3 separate regions of the Homo sapiens genome follow, and regions 1 and 2 are each linked to region 3. The links are chromatin loops, found by intact Hi-C in ENCODE. Cell type or tissue: PC-3. All regions are shown on one strand.

Region 1 (8,000 bases), 190 kb before region 3:
GTCTGTGCATGTAAATTATTTCTCAATAAAGCAAAAGATTTTGAAGATTACTGTTTTATAAGAACTATGCACTTCAAGAAGTAATGCTATGAGCATTTTTCCTTGGGAGATGGAAAACTTCAGGTATGTTCTATTTGAGAAACCACCTCATAGGAGAGAATATATGGCATTATACCTAGCATAATGACAGTGCAAAATATAAGCCCTTTTAAAAATGACAAACCATCAGTCATTTGAGGAATCAAAGAGGAAAAAGTGTTGTTCCAAGCCCTCATTAAAATTTCACTTTTGCTTACCTGTCATAATAGGTCTTAAATCAATTCTCTGATTACGAATTGCCTGTTGTAATATTGTCTATTAATTTTAGCCTCTGTTTCAGAAGAGTAGAGAAAAATATTTTAACTCAAAGAAGGAATCAGGGAAATGTGATTGCAAGCCAAGGTGAACAAAGGCATTTTATGAAGCCAGAGTGATTGGTAAGTGTTCTGAGATCTAAGAATTAAGAGCTATGCCACTTGTGCCTGGTTGCTCAATAAGAAAATGCTTTCATTTTTGACAATTTGCAAAAAGACTTCGACTGGCAACAGCAGTCCATAAATGTATTCAAAATATATATCTTACATAGGCTTGTAGGACTCAAGCCAATGTTTCTCAGCTCTTTATTACTGGACACCCCTCTCAGTGAATATTGCAGATTCCGAAGCTCCTTCATTTGTGCGTGCGCACACACACACACACACACACACATTTATCTTTCACCCACTGAGTGGGTTTTGGAGTCATGTTTCATCTTCCATTTATTAGTCCCATGACTTTGAGCAAGTTACTTAACCTCTCTGCTTTCCAGTTTCCTCATCTGTAAAATAGAATAATAACAGAATATACCTCAGAATTCCTTAAAGGTTAAATATGATTATGTATTTAGAATAGAATCTAGCTAAAAGTAAATCTTAGTGAATGCTAGAAGGAAAGCAGCAATTCAGTGGAGATTTAGAAATGAAAGAGACTTTAGATATTATCAATTTATAAATGAGAACACTAATGTTTAGAAAGGCAAATTGACTCCCTAAAATTACACAGATATTTGATGGCAGAGCTGGTACTAGAACATAAATTTTCTGACTCCCAAAACAATACTCTTTCCAATACTCCTAGTCTTTTCTCCTCTGCCCCCCAGCTTTTGCTATGCCAGGCACCCATGAATAAGAAGATATGGTGATGAACAGAATTAAGAGACCCATATTCTACTCCCAGACTGATGCCTCCTTCAACTTCTTATTTCTCTTTTATGAAATGAAGGGATTGGAACCATATGATTGCAAAGATTCTGATCAGTAATAGCAGCATTCTATGATCCTACTGACAAATCTAAGTTCTGCACCATTTTTATGGGTGAAGAGTGAGACAGGAATCACTTTCACCACCTTCTACAGTCCTCTGCTCTGTCTAATCACTTTGTGAAGTTGTCCAGTCTTGCGCTCACCTCCTTGCTATCTCCTGCCCCGATGTTTTCACCTTCTGCCTGGAGCAATGTGGGGAGAATGTAATGAACACAGATGAAGTAGGGAAAGGAGATCTAGGGAAGCATCTCTAGCAGGAGATTAGAGAACTAGTGTGTTCCTCATGCCTGATGGTTCACACAACAGGTATCTAAGTTAAAGAGCAACCAGTAGTTCCATAAGGGCATGGATCACATTTTGTGGAAATAAGCCACAGAAGAAATCTAAGAAATTATTTTAATTCTGTTTCTAGAACAAAGTATATCTTTATCATTAGAAGGGTGCTCATTTACAGTAATACATGAGTTCTATAAGAACAACAAAGGGTCAGGCATGGTGGCTCATGCCTGTAGTCCCAGCACTTTGGGAGGCTGAGGCAGATGGATGGCTTGAGCCTAGGCATTTGAGACCAGCCTGGGCAACATGGCAAAACTCTATCTCTACAAAAATACAAAAAATTAGCCAGACATCATGGTGCACACCTGTTGTGCCAGCTGCTTGGAAAGCTGAGGCGGTAAACTCACTTGAGCCTGGGAGGTCAAGTCTTGGGAAAAAAAAATACAGGATGTGGTAAGCATATCTATCCCCCAGGTTAAAGGAAGCATGAAGGTGAGCTAGACCACTGTGATTAGATAAAGAAAGCAGACTCAGTGGCCTCTACACCTGCTTTTGCATAACGTGAGACAGACCCAGATGCACAGAGAGCTCTGAAATGTCATGAAGGAAGCAGATGAAGAAGACAGTACAGGACAGAGGTAAAATGAACAGGATGGGATCACACTTGTTCTTCAGGTAGAACTGGGAACACGAAATGGTTGCCTATTTGGTCCCTCAGTTTCTTTTCCTATAAACCCCTCTTAAGCCCATCATGTCAAAGGGCAGAGCCAGAGAAGCTAATCCACACAGGTAGAAACAACTAGTTGAACAGTTCATCAAACATGAAGTCAAAGTCTGGACACTGAGTAGTCCTACCCTTCACCCAAAAAGGGGACAATGCAGGGATCCACCTCATATGATGAACAGAGGAAAGAAATAAGGATGCTTGACTTAGAGAAGAGATCCATCTGGGGCAGAGAAGAAAGTTTCAAATGTGAAGGGATAAGATGTGGTAAAGAAAAGAGGTTGCTTGTCCTTAACTAGAGTGAATATCATTCTCCTCATCCCTGGGCCAGCACTGGCTTATGCCTGTTGACCCAGGACTAGTTTAGCATTTGTCCCATTTGAGGAATTTTTATTAAAGCTGCATTAAAATAAGTCAGGATAGGTTTGGTAGACTTCCACTTTGTACTTCCAGCTTCTGCCATAATTCTTACTTGGCTTTGTGTAAGGCACACAGGGCAGTGAACAGAGATCTAACTTTAACACATGGTTTAAAACGAAAAGATGATCAACAATCCATCTCTCTTTTCCCAGCCCTTTTCAGAGCAACGTGATTAATAGCTCACTTTCAAGAACAGCATGCAGGGTGCATGCTTGCCCACATGACAAAAGATACTCAGATACAAGCCCACATGACAAAAGATACTCAGATCCAAGCACTCGCGAACTTCCAGTGTCGGGTGGTAGGAGACTACTCATCATTCCTCCCTCTGCTGGCGATTTCATGAATAAGCCAGGTGGACCAGCCTGTGTGAAATGCCTAAATGCATAGAGACGCCAGGCTCCCAGCTAACCATTGAGAGGGAAATGTGGGAAATTACATTACATATCAGAGTACAGTCTGAACAGTTTCACCATAGAATGTATCATAGAAAGTAGTCTGAAAGCTCTTACCAAAGTGATTTTGTCATTTATAATATGGTGTTCAGTAATTTTTTTATTTTGTAATAAACTCTTCAGCTGCAATGATCTTTTTAAAAGTGCCTATTAATAAAAAATTAAGTATTGAATTTCTACGTCTCAAGAACATTTGTTAAGACTTACTTACCATCCACCATGAGGGCCATCGTGATATCACTGACCACATGAAAACCTGAAGACAAACCTAAGAAGCATCCTCATCTACTTCAAAAGTTAATTATTTTAAGACGACTATGCCCAGAGATGAAGATTTAGCACTTTCAGCTGCAGAACATGTGTTTATGTATTATTCTGTGAGGCATGACTTTTTATTTATATCAAATGACTGTTCTTCTAAATAAATTTCACTTACTTTTTATTCCAAATATTTCTGTGCATATACAAAAGGTAAAGTGAAAGCTGTGTGGAGTGACTCCATAAGCAGAAAAAAACTTCAAAAGTTGAAACTGTCAGTTTTATGTCATTGTCATTACTGAAGTTTCAAATACAATATCAGTTAATTCCAAAAATAGCTCCAGTATTTCCAGTATTTCTGTCTATCTCATGAAAAAATTCAACAGTGAAACTAAAAACTTTTGTAGTAGACATAGGATTTTTGGAGTACAGTGCTATGGTAAAAGCAATATTCTTACTAAGTTAAATCAGACCAGACATGGTAGCTCAAGCTTATAATTTCAGCACTTTGGGAGGCCAAGGCAGAAGGATTGCTTGAGGCCAAGAGTTCAAGACCAGCCAGGGTAACAGAGTGAGATGTCTCTACCAAAAGAAAAAATTGTTTTAAAAACCAACTGAAAAGGAAATAGTAGTGATGATTCTATGGCATAATAATTGTATGACACTTTAACAATTGCCTTATATCTGCGTCCCAGAAAAATGGGTCAATAGGTCAACAGTAGTGAGAAGTGTGAAAATAAGTATGTGAAAATGCTGTGAAAACAGTCAAGGGCAACACAGATGCAAGCTATCATTATTAATAAATTGAAGCATATATTTACATTTTTAGTATATCCTATATTTGATCATTGGCTATGCAAATCACTGTTTTATATACTCTAAGATTTTGGTCTTCTGTGTTCAGGTTTTCAGATTTCTGTTTCTTAGGCTGGGCACACTTTAATTTGTGTTAACTTGCATTTAGTCCTTCCACAGAAGCATGTTTTACCCCCCAAAACAGCTCATATGAATGTTAAGGTAAGGGTCCCATCTCGCATTTTCCTGTTCAGCCCTCACAGTGTTTAGATCAATGTTTAGCAACTCAGAGGTCTCAGGAGACAAGACTGGCATCATAAAAATACTTTCTTCCACATTTGGTAACAATAAAGTCTCAAATCTTTAGCACATTTTTTTCTCATAAAGAGTAAGCTCCATTCTGTGAGCCTTCCCTGCTACCTCCTATTATTCCCCCATGAAGTGAAATGTTACTATGACCAGGATTCAACAAACAAAACTAACATGGCTCAAATCCTTAAAACCCTAAGAATACTTCTCAATATAATAGAATTCAGATCCACTGGTGTGCCCAGCAGCTTTTGATCCCAAGGAAGATAAAATGTGTGCCTTACTATCTAATTCTTTTTCACTCCCTTCAATTGCAGTGGGATCCTTTTATCATTATTTTAATGTTTCTTTGCCTAAATGGCTGAAAGCCTTCATTCCGTGCTCTTGAGAGCTGATCCGAATCACACCCACAGAGCATATTGTGTGAACTTGCAATTATTTCCTGTGAATGCTCTGTAAATGTGTTGAAATCAAGCATGAACATTTCCAGCCAAACTGCAAAAATTTTTTTCAGGACCTTTGCAACATCCCAAGCTCTGAAAACAAAGAGGGTTAATGGTAGTTTGTAACACAAAAATTGCAGATGCTCAATTTACAGAGGCAAAGGTTTCTGTTTCCACATTCATAGTTTTAATGTTTAAATAGTAAACCATAAATAGTATTTGAGCAATCACCAGTCCTATTCCATTTCTGGACAACTGTTACAAAAGAAAACTTCCATAACAATTGTAAGGACAAAGGGGCTCACCACTGTCTCCTGATACACATAATGGGAAAAATATTTGTGAAACCATTACTGATGTATGGTGAGGGTTCCCTGGCAGTCATTTCATCATTACGCTGTGGTGGGAGGGAAAGTACATGCCACCGCAAGAAGAAGGAGAGTATAGGGTCAAGAAAGTTCCGACCAGACAGGAAGAGAAAATGGAAGCCCTTCGTGTTTCAAACCCCAGTGGAATATGGGGAGGAGAGAGAAGCAATAACAGATAAAATACTCATGATTTCACTTATCGCCTCTGAAGCGAAACCCTGGGAGGAAAAGACACGGTAGAAGCATCCAGGTAGATATGGGCGAGCACATGAGTTAGTGGGATTTGTACTGGCAAGCTCCCCTCGGCATAGTTTGGGGAGCCTGCAAGGCACAAGAGTAAACATACCCAGGGCCTCATCCCAAATAGCATGGGAACAAAAGTTCAGACTGGTAGAGAGAGGAGGCTAAACAGAAGGGCCCTGGCAGCGCTCCTGGCTTCCCAAGGCCCAGGAAGGTTCACAAGAGATCTGGGACCTCCTGTCCGCCCTGGATCAGGTGTTCCAGGACAGGAGGGCCTGTGGAGGATTGCAATCAGGATAAAACGGTTACAGCATCCAAGAACTGCATGGCCAGAGGCAAAAGCATGAACTCGGTGCTAGGTACCTGATCTCCAAGTAGCCAGATAGGCCCATCTCCAACAGCAGCTCAGGGAACAGACTAGTTCAGCTATCACGCAGTAAAGACCAGTGAGGATGCAAAGGGCCCCGCATGCATCGGAAACTCCCGTGTCTACCCTGCTAACGTGAGGTCACACATGCCCCACACCCTGATCTATCCAGGGGCCATCCTAGAGGGGGAGGGGCATGAGGTGGAAATATAAACGACTAAACACTTACCCAAAAGAAACTAAGTCATCCGAGAGCGACTATTTAAATCCCAAGGTTCTGGAATAGCGTTAATTGGCAAGTTTAAAGTTGGTTTCCGCGTCTTTCCCTAACTACTACCATCCAGGAGAGTGCGGTCGGTAAGGAAGATCGCGTAAGTTTTAAGAAACAAACTCTATTTCCTTTGCACATCTGTGTGAGACATGTGAGTGTGTCCTACCACTACCCACAGTCCTGAGTGTTCCTTTGCCACGCCCTGATTCTAAGATGATTGATTTTATTTCAAATGCTTTTTTTCGATCCCAGGTTAAGGTTTCTTTTCTTTTGCTGGGTCTCATCTCATCGAGATGCACCTGAGAAAAAAAATTGAGAGCTGGAAAAAGATGGCCAAACAATGTCCACACTGCCCTAGGAGAACCAGTGGGGTGGTGTTTCCACACCGTGGGGTCCCGGGGCTGTGCTGACTTGAGAACTGGCAGAGGGAGGAAGTGCGTGCGCGGTTCCACCTGATGACGTCAAGCGTCCTGAGACCTCCTCAGAAGCATTCATGACCAGACTAGGAGACAGCAGGGCGTCTAAATGTTAGGGAAGTACCCCATATATCCCCATTCTCTGGGTCCTAAGTGAAACACATACTCCCTTCCAAATCTGTGAAGCCTAGTGATAGGTGGTTAAGGCAAACCACTCCTACACACAAACACGCACACACACAGCGATCACGTGTTAAACAGCTCCTGTTCCCACCGCCGCCATCGCACGCTATCACCAAAGCAACGAGGCAAATCCATCCCCTCCACCGGTCCTAGGGCAGAAACTCCTACTTGAGACCCCCACATTGTCCCTTTGTGAGTTATTTGCCTTCGTTTAAGCTTGCCCTTAATGTTCTATTAACTCTTCAAACCGTTTTTGGAAAGAGAAAGTGAATGAATACATTTATTTTATTTTTATGAGAATAAAACCACTCCAATTGCTCTGGGAAAGGAGGAAGAGGGCATAACTCTGCCTTTTCCAGGCGGGCTAGGGCCCTGCTGGAGAGGACCCTATGACTTGCCTTCTCTGTTCTTTAGCCTGCTTGAGGCAAAGTTGACTCCCACTCACAATTTGATTTGCTTTCATCTGTCCAAGGCCTGCTGTTGTTTCAGATTTAATCGTTCAGCCTGAGACTCCATTCCGTATAGTGATCTCAAAGACCTCTGCCTCCTTCTTCTAATTAGTCTTACTCCAATTGCAGAAGCCAACTTATATTTTCCTTCTGCATTCTTTTCTGGGCAGCATGCCCAAGGTTAAAGAACACACACAGTTGTACTCTGGCTTGATCTTTAAAAGTGCTTGTTCTTTCTTCCCTTCTGCCTTGTAAAATGTCTCCTTTCTCTCACAGCTCAGACAATAGTCAGCACCTGGGAGGTCTCTTATTAAAAATCAAAAAGAAAAGCATTCTTCTCCCAAATAATTTTCTTCCTCCTTGAGACCTGGTGCCCGTTGGATGATAAGTCCAGGACACATTGATTATATTTCCCAGAGTTCTTTCCTCTATTTCTACTTCTAGAAATTTAAAAAAAAAACAGCTATGCTCTATCAATATTTAATGATAGCAATTATCTTGAACTGGCAAAAGTGCCTTCCATTATATAAGGTAGAAGGACAGCATTTGTATAGTCCTTGTATAAAGATTCTTGTTCCATTACATCTACTAGGGGGAACAATGTAATAAATAATTAACTAACTAAAATTGTTGCAATGAATAATAACATGGTCAGGAAGGACTTCCATCAATATACAAAGTCAATC
Region 2 (8,000 bases), 320 kb before region 3:
AGGGAGAGTATATTTGATATACTTCCTAAGAGCCCTAGAATTTTCAGAATGATAAATGAACATAGGCTTCAACTTAAAGTCACCAGCTGCATTAGTCCCTAACAAGAGAGTCAGCCTGTCCTTTGTCACTTTGAAGTCAGGCATTGCCTTCTCCTCTCTAGTGATGAAAGTCCTAGATGGCATCTTCTTTCAATAAAAGGGTGTTTCATCTTCATCGAAAATCTGCTGTCTAATGTAGCCACTTTCATCAATGATCCTAGCTAGATCTTCTAGAGAGCTTGCTGCAGCTTCTACATCAGCATTTGGTGCTTCACCTTGCACTTTTATGTTATAGAGATGGCTTCTTTCCTTAAACTTCACGAAACAACTGCTACTAGCTTCAAACTTTTCTTCTGCAGCTTCCTCACCTCACTCAGCCTTCACAGAATTGGAGAGAGTTAAAGCCTTTCTCTGAGTTAGGCTTTGTATTAAGAAAATGTTGTAGCTGGGTGGATCTCCTATTCAGACCACTCAAACTTTTCTCCATATAGGCAATAAGGCTGTTTTGCTTTCTTGTGTGTTTCCTGGAATAGAATTTTTAGTTTCCTCCAAGAACTTTCCCTTTACATTCACAACTTGGCTAACTGCTTGGCACAGACGTCTAGCTTTCAGCCTATCTCAGCTTTCAACATGTCTTCCAAGCTAAGCTTAATAATTTCTAGCTTTTCATTTAAAGACATACAGCTCTTTCTTTCACTTCAACACTTAGAGGATATTGTAGGGTTATTAACTGGCTTAATTTCAATATTGCTGTGTCTCAGGGAATAGGGAGACCCAAGGAGAGGGAGAGAGATGGGGGCACAAGCTGATGGAGCAGTCAAAACACACATATTTACTGAGTAAGTTTGTCATCTTAAATGGGCATAGTTCATGCAGCCTCAAAACAATTACCATAGTAACATCAAAGATGACTAATCACAGATCACCATAACAGATATAATAGTGAAAAAGTTTAAAATATTGCCAGAATTACCAAAATGTGAAACAGAGACATGAAGTCAGCACATGCTGTTGGAAAAATGGTGCCCATTGACTTGCTTGAAGCAGGGTTGCCACACAAACCTTTAATTGGTAAAAAACATAATATCTGTGAAGTGCAATAAAACAAGATATACCTGTCCAGCATGAAGACTATGGTTAATCATATTGTGCTGTATACTGCAAATTTCCTAAGAGAGTAGATTTTAGGTGCTCTTACGACATTAAAAAAGGTAATTATGTGAGACAATGGATATAGTAATTGGCTCGACTGTAGTAATTATTTCACTATGTCAAAACATCATGTTGTATGCCTTAAACATATACAATTTAAAAATTAGGAGATTTTTGGCAAGATAGAGGAATAGAAGTCTCTACCAATCATTCCCCAACAAGGACACCAATTTAACAACTATCTACACCCAAAAATCACCTTCATAAAAACCAAAAATTGTCCGAGTGCAGTGGCTCCTGCCTGTAATTCCAGCACTATGGGAGGCCGAGGCGGGCAGATCACCCAAGGTCAGGAGTTCAAGACCAGCCTAGCCAACATGGTAAAACCCCATCTCTACTAAAAATACAAAAATTAGCTGGGCATGGTGATGCGGGCCTGTAATCCCAGCTACTCAGGAGGCTGAGGCAGGAGAATCACTTGAACCCAGGAGGCAGATGTTGCAGTGAGCCAAGATCGCACCACTGCACTCCAGCCCAGGCCACACAGCGAGACTCTGTCTCAAAAAAAAAGCACTCAGTGTACCTGGCTTTAAAGATTAAAAACTAAATACATCAAAATACATACTTAAATAATGGAATGATGTATTTGAAGCACTCTATACATAGAGAGCACTCAAAAAATGGTCGCTGTTTCTTCATCTATAAGTTGGGGATAATAAAATACCCACCTCACAGATAGTGGTGGGGACCACATTAGTGAATGTGTAAGGAAATATACAAGCACGGCATCCAGTGCTTCATCAAAATCAAGAGACATTTACTATAGATGAGCAGGTGTGTGTGTGTGTACACACACATGTGTCTGCAAGAGTATGTTTAGTTTATTGTATTTTCCAAACCATCATACAGACTGGAAAAGAACTAACTTGTTACTTTGGGAAAGGCAGGAAATTAAAACGTCTAGCTTTGCCACATGTTTGATAGCCTATATGGTTGACATAGGCTAAAAACAAACTATGTAAGTAAGATAGTAAACATAGTAAAATTCCCTAGGAAGCTATGAAGTTGCAACCATCTAGTCTGTAAGGCAAGTTCATTTATTCTCATGGGTGTCTATCTCATAACTTTATCATCACACTCTGTAAGATTCATCACACTTTGGTTCCTCCTTCCTCGCTGTGAGATTCAGGCTTGCCCACCCTGGCTCCTAATCTCCTCACATAGTTTTCTTTTCCTAAGCTTTTCAATACAACACAAATTAAAAACGATGCATGAACATTTGCTTAATTTTAATTACAAAGTTTGAGATTTACTGCGACTTGAGATTGGCTTAAAGTCTTTTCAAACTATTAACAGGTCAGATATTCCTTCTAAAGCCCTCATCTTGAGAAGATAGAATTCCTCATTAACAGCAAGCATTCTTCTCTCAAACACGAGATAAATTAGATAGTTGATTGTTGTTGTCCGATGAAACAGTTCATCAGTAATGCCCATTGCTTGAAATATAGACCTGACCTGAATGAAATTATTATGGAAGACTTGAATACCTAGTTTTTTGGTGCTAATATGTAATAAAATAAATCTTGATTCACAGAGTTTTGAATTCTCTCTTTGCTTTTGTCCACCAACAGATATTCAAGTCATTATTGTAAGTTTAGCCACCATAGAATAGTCAGTATATGGACAAGATAATTTTCTTATTCTATTTTATCATTATTTTATTTCAAACTCATTTCTTTACTTTTTTTTTTTTTTTTTTTTTTTTTTTTTGAGACGGAGTCTCACTCTGTCACCCAGGGTGGAGTGCAGTGGCACAGTCTTGGCTCACCACAACCTCTGCCTCCCTGGTTCAAGTGATTCTCCTGCCTCAGCCTCCTGAATAACTGGAACTACAGGGACAGGCCACCACGCCCGGCTAATACTTTGTATTTTTAGTAGAGATGGGGTTTCACCGTGTTAGCCAGGATGGTCTCAATCTCCTGACCTCGTGATCCACCTGCCTCGGCCTCCCAAAGTGCTGTGATTACAGGCATGAGCCACCGTGCCCAGCCCTCAAACTCATTTCTGATCTGAAAATAATCTGCCACCTTCTCTGCATTTATATTGGGTATATATAAATTTGGCTATATGTTTAATAGGCCCAAAATAGCAGTGTCTTAAGACAGAAGTTCATTTCTTTCTAGTCATGAAAGCTGGTAGGACAGCCCTGTTTTGCAAATGCATTAAAAGATCTAGGCTCATCTGGATGTAGTGTCTCACACCTGTAGTCCTCACACTTTGGAAAACTGAGGCAGGATGGAAAACTTGAGACCAGGAGTTCAGGGCTGCAGTGAGCTATGATCATGCCACTGTACTCCAGCCTGGGCAACAGAGCAAAACCCCGTCACATGCAAAAAAAGACCCAGGTTCCAACAGCCTCAGGTTTCTGTTCTCATCTACCTGGTGCAAAGTAGCTCATCTTAATCCACATTTTGAGCAGCAGGATAAAGAAAGAGGGTGGGAAAAGGGGGAACATTATTCCCACCCGCTTTCAGGAGGTAAGAGTTTCAGAAGTCCAACACGTCTCTGCTCCTCATATCTCATTGGCCAGTGATTAGTCACATGGTCACACCTGGCTAAAAGGTAGGTTTGTAAATAAGAGTTTTTGTTCTAGAAGCCAGGTGCACAGCTAAAAACCAGTGGTTCTATTGTGGTAGAAAAAAGAGACTGAACATTGAATCTGAATTATTAGTCCCTGTCACAATTTTTTTTGAGAAATCTAGTGATAATTAAACAATTCTGCAAAGCATTTTCTCTCAGTAGGACTTTCTTGAGTTGGGAGAAAAAAAGTCAAACCTAGGGGAAAAAAATAAAGAATTACCATTGTGGATACAGGCAGGCCGATAAAATGAAAAGGTAAAAGAAAAAACTACTCCCAAAATTTTGAACTTCACAGATATCTTTCTTCAGTCTCTTTTTTGCCGTAACACTGAGTTTTCTAAAAGTCTGTTTATTCTTAAACATCAACGGGACATAAGTTCTTTTAATTTTTATTTTCACAGTTTGGGTGCTTGAGATTTTTTAAGGCAGATTTTTCCTGGAATTAGACAGTTCAGCAAACTTTAAGAGGCCAGATTTGCCTGGTTGAGTCTACAGAGAGGAAAGCTTGTGGTTAATCTGCTAGATTTAATATTAGTACTCTTCATTTGTATATATTACAGTCTGCCTACAACTATCAGGTACTTAACCTCATGATATATAACAACCTCTTGAAGTAAGAGCAGAAAACACAACTGCAGTTTTTCTAGCCCAGAGGCAGCTGGTAAATGTAAAGTACACTGGAGCAAAAGGCCTGGGCTCTGGCCTTGAACCTTCTTCCTGGCCATGTGGTCTTCAGCAAGCCAAGTAATCTCTCTGTAATCACTATCAATTTAATTGATTGTGACAGGTACAAGTGGAAATCTGGGTGCACGAGAACCTGATTTTCTTGTTGGATTAATGTCACATGGAGTCTAAAGGCACTATTGATTTAGATACTACAGGGAACCTGTACTCAAAGGGATGTGAATATTTTCTTAAAAGCAAATACAATAAAAACTGTTGTATTTGCCAACTGTCACAATTGGCACAACACCAACCTGGGTATCAGAAATATTTCCACCCCAAACTGCAATCCTTTCTGGCAGTAGGTGTCTCCCAAAGCCACAGGTTTGCTTTACTGCTTCCTCTTCCTGTGTTTTGTGATGGTTGGGGGAGAGTCTTAAAAGACCTTTTCAAAGATGAGTTTATTTAACTAGTCTCCTCTTTCTGTGTGAAGCCTGACAATTATTAAAAATGTTGATTCTATTTCTGAAGTTTTGTACTCCAAAAATGTGCATTAAAGAATAAAGTTATAAAATAGTAACTATTCAGGAGAGTAATCATTCACTAAACAAACGTTTATGAAGAGACAATTCTGTGCCAAGAAAATGGAAACTACCCACTAACGTAATCAAGGACCCCCCATTTTTCTAGGAAAAAAAGAATGAGTTATTTTTTAATTTTTTTTCTTCCTCTTTCCTCCTCTTCCCCTGTTCCCCACTTCCTACTTGGCTCTTTAGAAATGTAATTATAACCTTCTACCTTCCCTTCACCAGACACTCCCTACAAGGCAAGTTCATCTAACTGTGTGCTTAGAAGCTTCAGAGCTGAGACCTCTCCCACCAGGAGATTGCCTTGAGCAATTTACACTTAAAGTAAGCCTGCTATGAAACTCTTTCCCACTGGTAGAGCATCTTGAAACAATGGCCACTTTACAATCTAGTTCTGCCCTCAATGACGCCAGGCTGACCACTCGGTGGATAAGGCACGAAGTCACATAGATCCCCACCTGTTGCATCCCTCCCTGTGTGCCGTTCATGCCAAGTTCCCCTTTAAAAGCCCTTGCTTTCTGCCCCAGAAGAGAAGCAATACCTTTAAGGCAGGTAGCCTGTACTTCTTCCCCTAAGCTAGCTTTGGAATAAATAATTGCTTTGTTTTTAATTTTGTTCTTGTTTTTTTGTTTTGTTTTGTTTTTTGAGATAGGGTCACACTCTGTTGCCCAGACTCAGACTGGAGTGCAGTAGCATGATCATGGCTCACTGCAGCCTCGATCCATCTCCCGGGTTCACATGATCCTTCTGAGTATCTGGGACTACAGGTGCACACCATCACACCTGGCTTATTTATTTATTTATTTATTTATTTATTTATTTATTTTGGGTAGAGATGAGGTTTCACCATGTTGCCCAGGTTGCTCTTGAATTTCTAGCCTCAAGCAGTCTGCCCATCCTGGCCTCCTAAAATGCTCAAATTACAGGCATGAGGCACCGCACTGGCCAAAAGTCACTTTCTTTATGTCAGACCTTGCTGTTAATCGGACTGTGCAAGTAACAAGTGACTGAATCTGCATTTCTGTTACATTCATGGCTTAAAATACAGTAATATATAAGGCATTGACCATATTTTCAAAGACATGACAGCCCAGCAGGTGGGACCATCACATATACAGAGAGCTACAAATCGGAACAGATGTGTCATGATGAGGAAATTCTGCAAGAAGCGGCAATTAGCTGGCCTGGAGTGAGTGCTGGGTGGGTGGAGAAGGAGGGTCAAAGAAACAATATAATACGGTGGTTAGGAAAGCTTGGGCTCTGGGCTCAGAAAGACGGGAGTTGGGTTTAAGGCTTTGTTGTACAGTAGCTCGGTGACAGCAATTAACAATATTATAATGGTTAATAATCCTAATAATAATAATATGCTATCTGTATTTTAGTGTTCCTGAAGTACCATCAGCTTCTTAAAACACAATTATGATTCAGCTGGGTAACAAAGTTGTCTCATCTCTCTTTTAGTTTTAAATTTCCTACTAGAATGCCTCTGTCCCCGAACATCTCTGACAAGGTGCCAATGGCATCACTGAAATAAGAATAACTCAGATAGGTAAAGGGGTGACTGAAGATATTTCAAAATCCTACTTAAACCTTTTGCTGGTGAAAATATGCATGAAAGAGCTATTTTCACTATCATATGAAAAATCCTTTTTTGGCACATACTTTGAGGATTAAACAGAGATTAAACAGCTACCTTTTTTAACCTCCTGCCTACAGAAAGCTGACAGAAAATTTTAGGAATCACCAAATTAGGTTTGTACGTGGGTGCACAAAACCTGGGTTATTTTTCTTTGTCACAACAAAATCTGAGATGTCTTAAAGTGACCTCACAGGCTGTGAATGCCAGAACTTGAATGAAACGGAAGGATTTTGTCTTTAAACTTAACCTTGGAAGGAAAGAGAGTGCTTCTCAAGAATAAAGCCTGTCCTCATCAAATGGCTACTTCTCATTAAGCCAGGTGATGCCAGAGAAAAAACACAATAGAAAGTAAAATCGAGGCTGTAAACTTGTATTTAATCTTGTCAGTTCTTCATCCTCTGCCCACTCTTCAGAAAACCAGATGGACAAGAAGATGGTAATCTTGAAAAGCAACAAAAAATTAAAAACTTGTCACGTGCCCAAATAAACAGCATTTCAAAGCCTCCTCTGACTTTGATACATAATTATTTTCGTGCTTTCTTTTGTGGTTCTTGATTTGTTTATTTTTAATATAAAAGGAATTGTTTTGTTGAGCCTTTTTCCCTCAAGTTTATCTCACCCATTTCAATGTGTTACAAAATTTACTAAACACTGAATAAATTTAAACATGAATCACCATAGTGTCCTATTTTAGTTGAGATAGTTGAGAAGGTCGGTGCTAAGGCCTTGTGCCTATTGTGGGAAAATTGTTTTTCTCCAGTTCTTCCGAAAGAAAAACCAGCTCAGCCACTGTGGAGCTGCAGCCCCCAACAAATCCTACTAAATGTGTGATTTTGGGTAAGCCTCTTGACTTTTTTAAGATTCCATTTCTGGTCAGCAAATGGGATCATAATACCCACCTCATGGGCTGTTGTAAGGTTCAAAATAATTAATAAATGTAAAATGCTTAATCCACAGTAAACACTGAACAAATATTAATTTCCTCTTTTTCCTCTCCACACATTTTCTTCTAATGTTCTCAGTCTTTTCTTCCAATAGAATAAGACTATTTTTATAGAATAGGATTAAATGACTTATAGCTACTAATAAAACATACCACATAATCCCACAAGTTATTTAAATATAAGACCTATCTCAAATTTCACAACATGTTGTAAACCAGAGACACATAAGACTTACTATGTTAAGAAAATAGAACTTCTCCAGAGACAGGCCTAATGTGCACCTAAAAATTTGATTGTCTTTTGTTCTGTTCTATCTGGTACATCATCTGTATCATT
Region 3 (8,000 bases):
TAAGAAATCATTGGAAACCCTGTTATCCATGACCACCATCCTACGCTAAAAATTAAAGAAAGAAGAGCACTGGAGTTAAAGTTACATTCCCACTCAAACCAAAGACATTTTTGCCTCTTCATATAAACTGTAAACTCCTCTCTCTCTCTAACAGGGTTTGTGTCATATCTCTGGATTCTATCCCAATGCCCTACAAATTGAAGGTACCAAATACCTATTTTCTTTTTTTTATTATTATACTTTAAGTTCTGGGATATATGTGCAGACTGTGCAGGCTTGCTACATGGGTATACATGTGCCATGGTGGTTTGCTGCACCCATCAACCCATCATCTAGGTTTTAAGCCCTGCATGCATTAGGTATTTGTCCTAATGCTCTCCCTCCCCTTGCCCCCACGCCCAAACAGGCCCCGGTGTGTGATGTTCCCCTACTTGTGTCCATGTGTTCTCAGTGTTCAAATCACACTTATGAGTGAGAACATACAGTGTTTAGTTTTCCATTCTTGTGTTAGTTTGCTGAGAATGATGGTTTCCAGTTTCATTCATGTCCCTGCAAAGGACATGGGCTCATTCTTTTTTATGGCTGCATAGTATTCCATCATGTATATGTGCCACATTTTCTTTATCCAGTCTATAATTGATGGGCATTCGGGTTGGTTCCAAGTCTTTGCTATTGTGAATAGTGCCACAATAAACATACATGTGCATGTGTCTTTATGGTAGAATGATTTATAATCCTTTGGGTATATACCCAGTAATGGAATTGCTGGGAAAAATGGTATTTCTGTTTCTAGATCCTTGAGGAATCGCCACCCAAATACATATTTTCTAAGAATGATGATAATAATGAACTAACTCCTCTAATTCCTACCAGAAAATATACTCCATACATAATTAGACCCATGTTTTTCAAAACATGTTTCACAAAAGGTGTATGCCTTGCCACATGGATGGTAGTTCTACTAAAAATGGGAGGAAAAGAAAAATTATTTAGCTAAATAAGATTGAGAAACCTAAGCATAAAGTTAAATAAGTTGCATTACCACATAATTTCTTAAGAAATTTTAAAACATTTTTGTGCATTGTGAAACTCTAAGAGACAGTTAAAATTTGCAACATTTCCCATAATTGTTTGATAAGGAAAACTTATGAAACCTTGAATGGTACCAGTGTCTTACAGACCAAAGTTTAAGAAATGCTACATTAGATGAATGTTGAGTGCCCACTATACACAAGGATAGTGTTCATTGAAATATATCCTTTCTTTCAGCCTTGGGGATTTTTTCATCTGTAAACAGATGATAATAACACCTACCTCACAGGGTTGTCATGAAACTGGAATGAAATCAAATATATGCAATGCCAAGGCTAGCACAAAGAGGGCCAAAATGAACTCTCCTTCTCTGTCCATAAAGGCATTACTGTGGGGAAAATGAAATAGTCCTGAATTTTACTGCACTTATACACACCTCTGTATAGGTTTGTATGCCTGGGGACAGAAATGTATCATATGACACTTCATTGTCTGGTTCAGGAGTTAAGTCAGTCCAGCCATGGCCATCTCCCACCCAACTAGATTTAGTTCCTTAACTTCACAAGCCTCCATCCACCACTGCCTTCCTTAATTAGACCTATGGTCCCTCACACACAGTCAACACACTTGTAAAGACCCAGGCATTCAAGCATAAACCAGAAACATAGTACATCCAGTTGCCAAAATGGTTAAGTACTTTTTTAGCGAAGGATCTTAAGCAAATATATATATATATATATGTTATTTAGGGTCATGCAAGTGCTGAACAGTACACTAGAACTGCTTTTAGTTTCTAATCTTTTAACAACACTGCATGGCAAAGTTGATTAAAATAAATATTTAAATAAAATCTAAGTTGAACAAAGCATTACAAAAATGTTTAAGCCTCAAGTGCACGCAGCCACAGAATATGCTCTTGGACATTGCTCCCTGAAAGGGCTGCTATCCCCCGCCTCCTTGAAGGCACCCATGTCAGGGGTTGCCCCATCCAGGGAGCTGGTCCCTAGTTAAGAATATGAGCATGTGTGCGCAGAAAGGCAGGGAACAGCACGAACAGCCACGCTTCTAGAAGGTTCTAGGGAGAGGGCAGGAGCAGCGCAGAGGGAATAGGAATGAGCAGGCAGAGGACCTGGGGTCACGAGACCGTTGGGTGAAGAGGAGCCAGTGGCCAGGAAGGTTCTAGTGTGTTCTGTCTCCCGGCAGCCGCCTGCTTCTACGAGGTCATGCCAAGCCAGCACCTGGGCCTGGAACCAGCCACAGCCCCTTAGCTTTGCCCACCGCCTCCCGAAGTGAACACGCTTCGGGCCTTTGTGAAAATGTGTAAGCAGGATCTCAGCGTTCTGCACACCAAGGAAATGTGCTTCCTGAGGGAGTGGGTGGAGAGCATGGGGAGTAAAGTGCCACCTGCTAGTCAGAAAGCTAAATCAGAAGAAAATACCAAGGAAGAAAAATCTGGTAGTAAGAATGTGGAGGAAGACTTAAAGGCAGATGAACCATCCAGTAAGGAAAGTTATCTAGAAATTAATAATGAAGGTGTGATTGAACCAGACACTGATGCCCCTCAAGAAATGGGAGATGAAAATGCAGAGATAACAGAGGAGATGATGGATCAGGCAAATGATAAGAAAGTGGCTGCTGTTGAAGCCCTAAATGATGGTGAACTGCAGAAAGCCATTGACTTATCACAGATTCCATCAAGCTGAATCCTCACTTGGCTATTTTGTATGCCAAGAGGGCCAGTGTCTTCATCAAATTACAGAAGCCAAATTCTGCCATCCGAGACTGTGACAGAGTCATTGAAAAAAATCCTGATTCCACCTAGGACACAGGAAATTACAGAACATCGGAGAAAGTATGAGCGAAAACGTGAAGAGCGAGAGACCAAAGAAAGAATAGAAAGAGTTAAGAAGACTCGGAAGAGCATGAGAGAGCCCAGAGGGAGGAAGAAGCCAGACAATAGTCAGGAGCTCAGTCTGGCTTTTTTCCAGGTGGCTTTCCTGGGGAAATGCCTGGTAATTTTCCCAGAAGAATACCTGGAATGGAGGGGGCATACCTAGGATGGCCAGAAGGCCTGGACCCAATGAAATTCTTAGTGATCCAGAGGTTCCTGCAGCCTTGCAGGATCCAGAAGTCATGGTGGCCTTCCAGGATGTGGCTCAGAACCCAGCAAATATGTCAAAATACCAGAGCAATCCAAAGGTTATGAATCTTATCAGTAAATTGTCAGCCAAATTTGGAGGTCAAGCCTAATGCCCTTCCGATAAATAAAGGCATTGCTGAAGGAAAAGCAACCTAGATCACCTTATGGATGATGCAGTAATACAAACCGGTGTACCTCTGACCTTCTCATCAAGAGAGCTGGAGTGCTTTGAAGATAATCCCTACCCCTCTCCCCCGAATGCAGCTGAAGCATTTTACGGTGGTTTGCCATTAGAGTATTCATTCAGATAATGTTTTCCTACTAGGAATTACAAACTTTAAACCCTTTTTAAACCTTAAAAATATGTAAAACAAATTTAAAGGGTCTGTTAATTCTTATATTTTTCTTTATTAATCATTTTGGATTTTTTTATTTGAATTATTGGGCAGGGAAAATACTTATGTATGGAAGATTATTGCTCTAATTTGAGTGAAATAAAAGTTTATTAGTGCGAGGCAAAAAAAAAAAAATGTTTAAGCCTCTTGTGATGCACAATTCATCAGTGATACATTAGTGCCCTCTGCTGCTGGCTGAGTTTTCCAACAGCTCAGAATTTCGGTATGGCTTTTCTTTTTCTCCTTTTTTTTTCCTCTCTCTCTCCTCTTCTTTTAAGAACATTGCAGTGTATTGTTTTGGTTCAACATTTTACACATAAATTAATAAAATTAGTAGAATGGTAATCAGGATGCATGGGATTATTTTAAATTATTATTGCTTGTGTTTCGACATCAACGCAAAGAAATTTCTTGATCAAAATTACTTAGAGATTTCATATTGAGCTGCAATCACGGAACACAGCATACATTATTGCTCCTTAATTGTAAAATATTCTATAAAAGGTAACTTATGTAGCTGGCCTGATAGCATATCATATAGGTTCCAATTTTTAATGATTATAAATATAATAATTTACCCCTCATTTTGCCTGGCTTATTTCTTAGGGTTGCCAGATTTAGCAAATAAAACTATGTCCCAGGTACTTTCATGGAACCTATTTCTACTAAATACTTATACTAAAAAATGCTAAATTCTTAGGTAAAAAAAAAATATTTACAGTTGATCTGAAATTCAAATTTAACTGGATTTCCTGTATCTTACCTAGTGACCTTATCTATTCTCATGTGTGCTCTGAATTTCATAATTGAAATTCTTTTCTGTTATGATAATCAGAGTTTATCCTACCGTAATAATGACTAAAACCAAACACATTTCTTTATTTTCTATTTCTTTCCTCACATTTTGTGAAACGCTGAGTAGGTTTTCACATAACAATGCTTAATGCACAAATTGACATAACAAGGTTTGTTAGTCATGAGATTAAAAGCATTTGTTCTTAAAAGAAGAGTTATTTAATTAATGGATGGATTAAGTAAGAACAATCCTGAATTCCTCAACTTCCTTTATGGAGCAACAAACATACTATATAAAAAGCATATAAAAATTCCGTTTTACGAATGGTAAGTTTGAAAGTGAGGCCACCCAGATGCAACATTATGCTAAAGCAGTGATTCTCAAGCTTGCACAGCTGAACTTGTGGAAGTTTTTTGGGATTTTGTGTGTTTGTTTTTGAGACAGATTCTCACTCTGTCACCCAGGCTGGAGTACAGTGGCACAATCACAGTTCACTGCAGCCCCGAACTCTTGGCCTCAAGCGATCCTCCCACATCAACTTCCCAAGTAGTTGGGACTAGGTGCACCACCATGCCTGGCTAATTTTATTTATTTATTTATTTATTTATTTATTTTAGAAACACGGTCTCACTATGTTGTCCAGGCTGGTCTCAAACTCCTGGCCTCAAGAGATCCTTCTGCCTCAGGCTCCAGAGTCGCTAGTATTACAGGTGTGAGCTACTGCGCCTGGCCAGAGAGTGCTTCTTGATTTTAATATACACATGAATGAAACAGATTGATCTAGCAGAATCTGGGCATTTCTAATTAGCAACTAGTTGATGCCATTGCTGCTAAGCCAAGGACCATACTTTGAGAAGAAAGATTTTAGAAGAGACCAAAAAAGAAAAAGCAATTTGTTTCAAAATGGAACTGTATAATGTCTGTGAGAATTGAAAATGCAGATTACTTACCACCACATTACTGCCAGAATGTAATGATAACTGCCACAGAAACGAAGGATGGGAGCGGAGATGAAAGAAAACGATTAATCGTCCTGTGGTGGTGTTCAGTGTGCCATCTTCAGTTCCTTTATCGTTTTCTGTCACAGTATCTCTCACTGGCAAAATGGAATTAATATTTGCTCCCTCACTACTTTTTCAGAATTTGAGAATTTGCATTAGATCATTTTATATGCAGCATCCCAAATATGCAGTAATTTAAAGCATACAAGTTTAGACCACATTAGAATTGAGTTCATAGTTTATTTCCATCAGACCTCTTTTAACCATTTTGGTCTGTTGGAGTTTAAGTAGCAAGATGCAGATTGTGCAACCATGTGGAGCTGATCAAATCAACCCCTGAAAGTGTAATTGGTAAATCTCTTCAAGTGCTTTTGAAAAATTAATCAAGACAGGTTTGGTGAACCTTTGCTGAGAGTGTCATTAGGACAAATGACTTGGTTCCCAATATATTATCATAAAGGAAAACTCCAGCTGCAAATCCCAAGGTGACCCATTTATCTCACTTGAATGGAAAATAATGACTTTTTAAGCACTGCAAATAATTCCGCTGGTTTAAAATCAATTTGGTTAATACAATTAAATAGAACTATTTGATCTTTCAGGTTCAAAAACCACCAACTTGACTCAGACATTAACATTTTAATATGGAAACAGCCACCATAATCTTCCAATGCCCTCAAAAATGGTTTATAGGGACACGTTGTAGAAAACAGTGCATATAACATTGTCTTTAAAATCTTTCCAGAATTAATAATATAAACTGGTATTGAGGTATTCTGCCTTAAGCATTCATATTTCACCTCAAAGCCAATGCCTTTTTTTTTTTCACACAGTCTCACTTTGTCACCCAGTCTGAAGTGCAGTGATGTGATCTCTGCTCACTGCAACCTCCATCTCCTGGGTTCAAGCGATTCTCCTGCCTCAGCCTCCTGAGTAGCTGGGACTACAGGCATGTGCCACCACACCCAGCTAATTTTTGTGGATTTTTTTTTTTAATACTTTAAGGACTGAGATACATGTGCAGAACATGCAGGTTTGTTACATAGGTATACACGTGCCATGGTGGTTTGCTGCACCCATCAACCCGTCATATACATTAGGTATTTCTCCTAATGCTATCCCTCCCCTAGCCCCCTACTCCCCAACAGGCCCTGGTGTGTGATGTTCCTCTACCTGTTGTGTTCTCATTGTTCAACTCCCACCTATGAGTGAGAACATTTGGTGTTTGGTTTTCTGTTCCAGTGTTAGTCTGCTGAGAATGATGGTTTCCAGCTTCATCCACGTCCCTGCAAAGGACATGAATTCATCCTTTTTTATGGATGCATAGTATTCCATGGTGCATATGTGCCACATTTTCTTTATCTAGTCTATCATTGATGTGCATTTGGGTTGGTTCCAAGTCTTTGCTATTCTGAATAATACTGCAATAAACATACATGTGCATGTGTCTTTATAGTAGAATGACTTATAATCCATTGGGTGTATACCCAGTAATGGGATTGCTAGGTCAAATGGTATTTCTGGTTCTAGATCCTTGAGGAATAGCCACACTGTCTTCGACAATGGTTGAACTAGTTTACACTCCAACCAACAGCGTAAAAACGTTCCTATTTCTCCACATCCTCTCCAGCATCTGTTGTTTCCTGACTTTTTAATGATCACCATTCTAACTGGCATGAGATAGTATCTGATTGTGGTTTTGATTTGCATTTCTCTAATGACCAGGGATGATGAGCTTTTTTTCATATGTTTATTGGCCACATAAATGTCTTCTTTTGAGAAGTGTCTGTTCATGTCTTTCTCCCACTTTTTGATGGGGTTGATTTTTTCTTGTAAATTTGTTTAAGTTCCTTGTAGATTCTGGATATTAGCCCTTTGTCAGATGGATAGATTGCAAAAATTTTTCTCCCATTCTGTAGGTTGCCTGTTCACTCTGATGATAGTTTCTTTTGCTGTGCAGAAGCTCTTTAGTTTAATTAGATCCCATTTGTCAATTTTGGCTTTTGTTGTAATTGCTTTTGGTGTTTTAGTCATGAAGTCTTTGCCCATGCCTATGTCCTGAATGGTATTGCCTAGGTTTTCTTCTAGGGTTTTTATGGTTTTAGGTCTTTCAATTAAGTCTTTAATCCATCTTGAGTTAATTTTTGTATAAGGTGTAAGGAAGGGGTCCAGTTTAAGTTTTCTGCCTATGGCTAGCCAGTTTTCCCAACACCATTTATTAAACAGGGAATCTTTCCCCATTGCTTGTTTTTGCCAGGTTTGTCAAAGATCAGATGGTTGTAGATGTGTGGTGTTATTTCTGAGGCCTCTCTTCTGTTCCATTGGTCTATATATCTGTTTTGGTACAAGTACCATGCTGTGTTGGTTACTGTAACCTTGTAGGAGCCTCGTAGTATAGTTTGAAGTCAGGTAGCACAATGGCTCCAGCTTTGTTCTTTTTGCTTAGGATTGTCTTGGCTATACAGGCCCTTTTTTGATTCCATAGGAAATTTAAAGTAGTTTTCTCCAATTCTGTGAAGAAAGTCAATGGTAGCTTGATGGAGATGGCATTGAATCTATAAATTACTTTGGACAGTATGGCCATTTTCATGATGTTGATTCTTCCTGTCCATGAGCATGGAATGTTTTTCCATTTG

What was found. Peaks named below come from ENCODE experiments on the same cell type or tissue, not always from the same donor. Only the 100,000 strongest peaks of a DNase experiment are listed, where the experiment ranks them.
Region 1: it touches region 3 in a loop (2.7-fold over the local background); 5 of 110 quality-filtered maps call a loop at or near these places.
Region 2: a loop joins it to region 3, with 11 times the contacts of the local background. A loop is called at or near these places in 17 of 110 quality-filtered maps.

What each region holds. Positions count from the first base shown.
Region 1 is chr12:58,171,568-58,179,567 of GRCh38, reverse strand. It overlaps LOC105369786 (a long non-coding RNA gene), which reads left to right and starts at 1,574. Exons shown (of 3, transcript XR_945004.3): 1 at 1,574-1,646; 2 at 2,091-2,254; 3 at 2,913-3,032. RefSeq lists an enhancer at 5,698-6,897. In PC-3, CTCF peaks have their summits at 2,891 and 3,093 (motif pointing left); a DNase peak (open chromatin) is centred at 3,087.
Region 2 is chr12:58,299,423-58,307,422 of GRCh38, reverse strand. No RefSeq gene overlaps it. Among named protein-coding and RNA genes, the nearest start is that of LINC02403, 220 kb to the right of the region's middle. In PC-3, a CTCF peak has its summit at 4,858; a DNase peak (open chromatin) is centred at 4,812; H3K27ac peaks cover 713 bases.
Region 3 is chr12:57,979,074-57,987,073 of GRCh38, reverse strand. It overlaps the pseudogene ST13P8. Among named protein-coding and RNA genes, the nearest start is that of ATP23, 42 kb to the right of the region's middle. In PC-3, a CTCF peak has its summit at 3,767 (motif pointing left); DNase peaks (open chromatin) are centred at 2,773 and 3,753.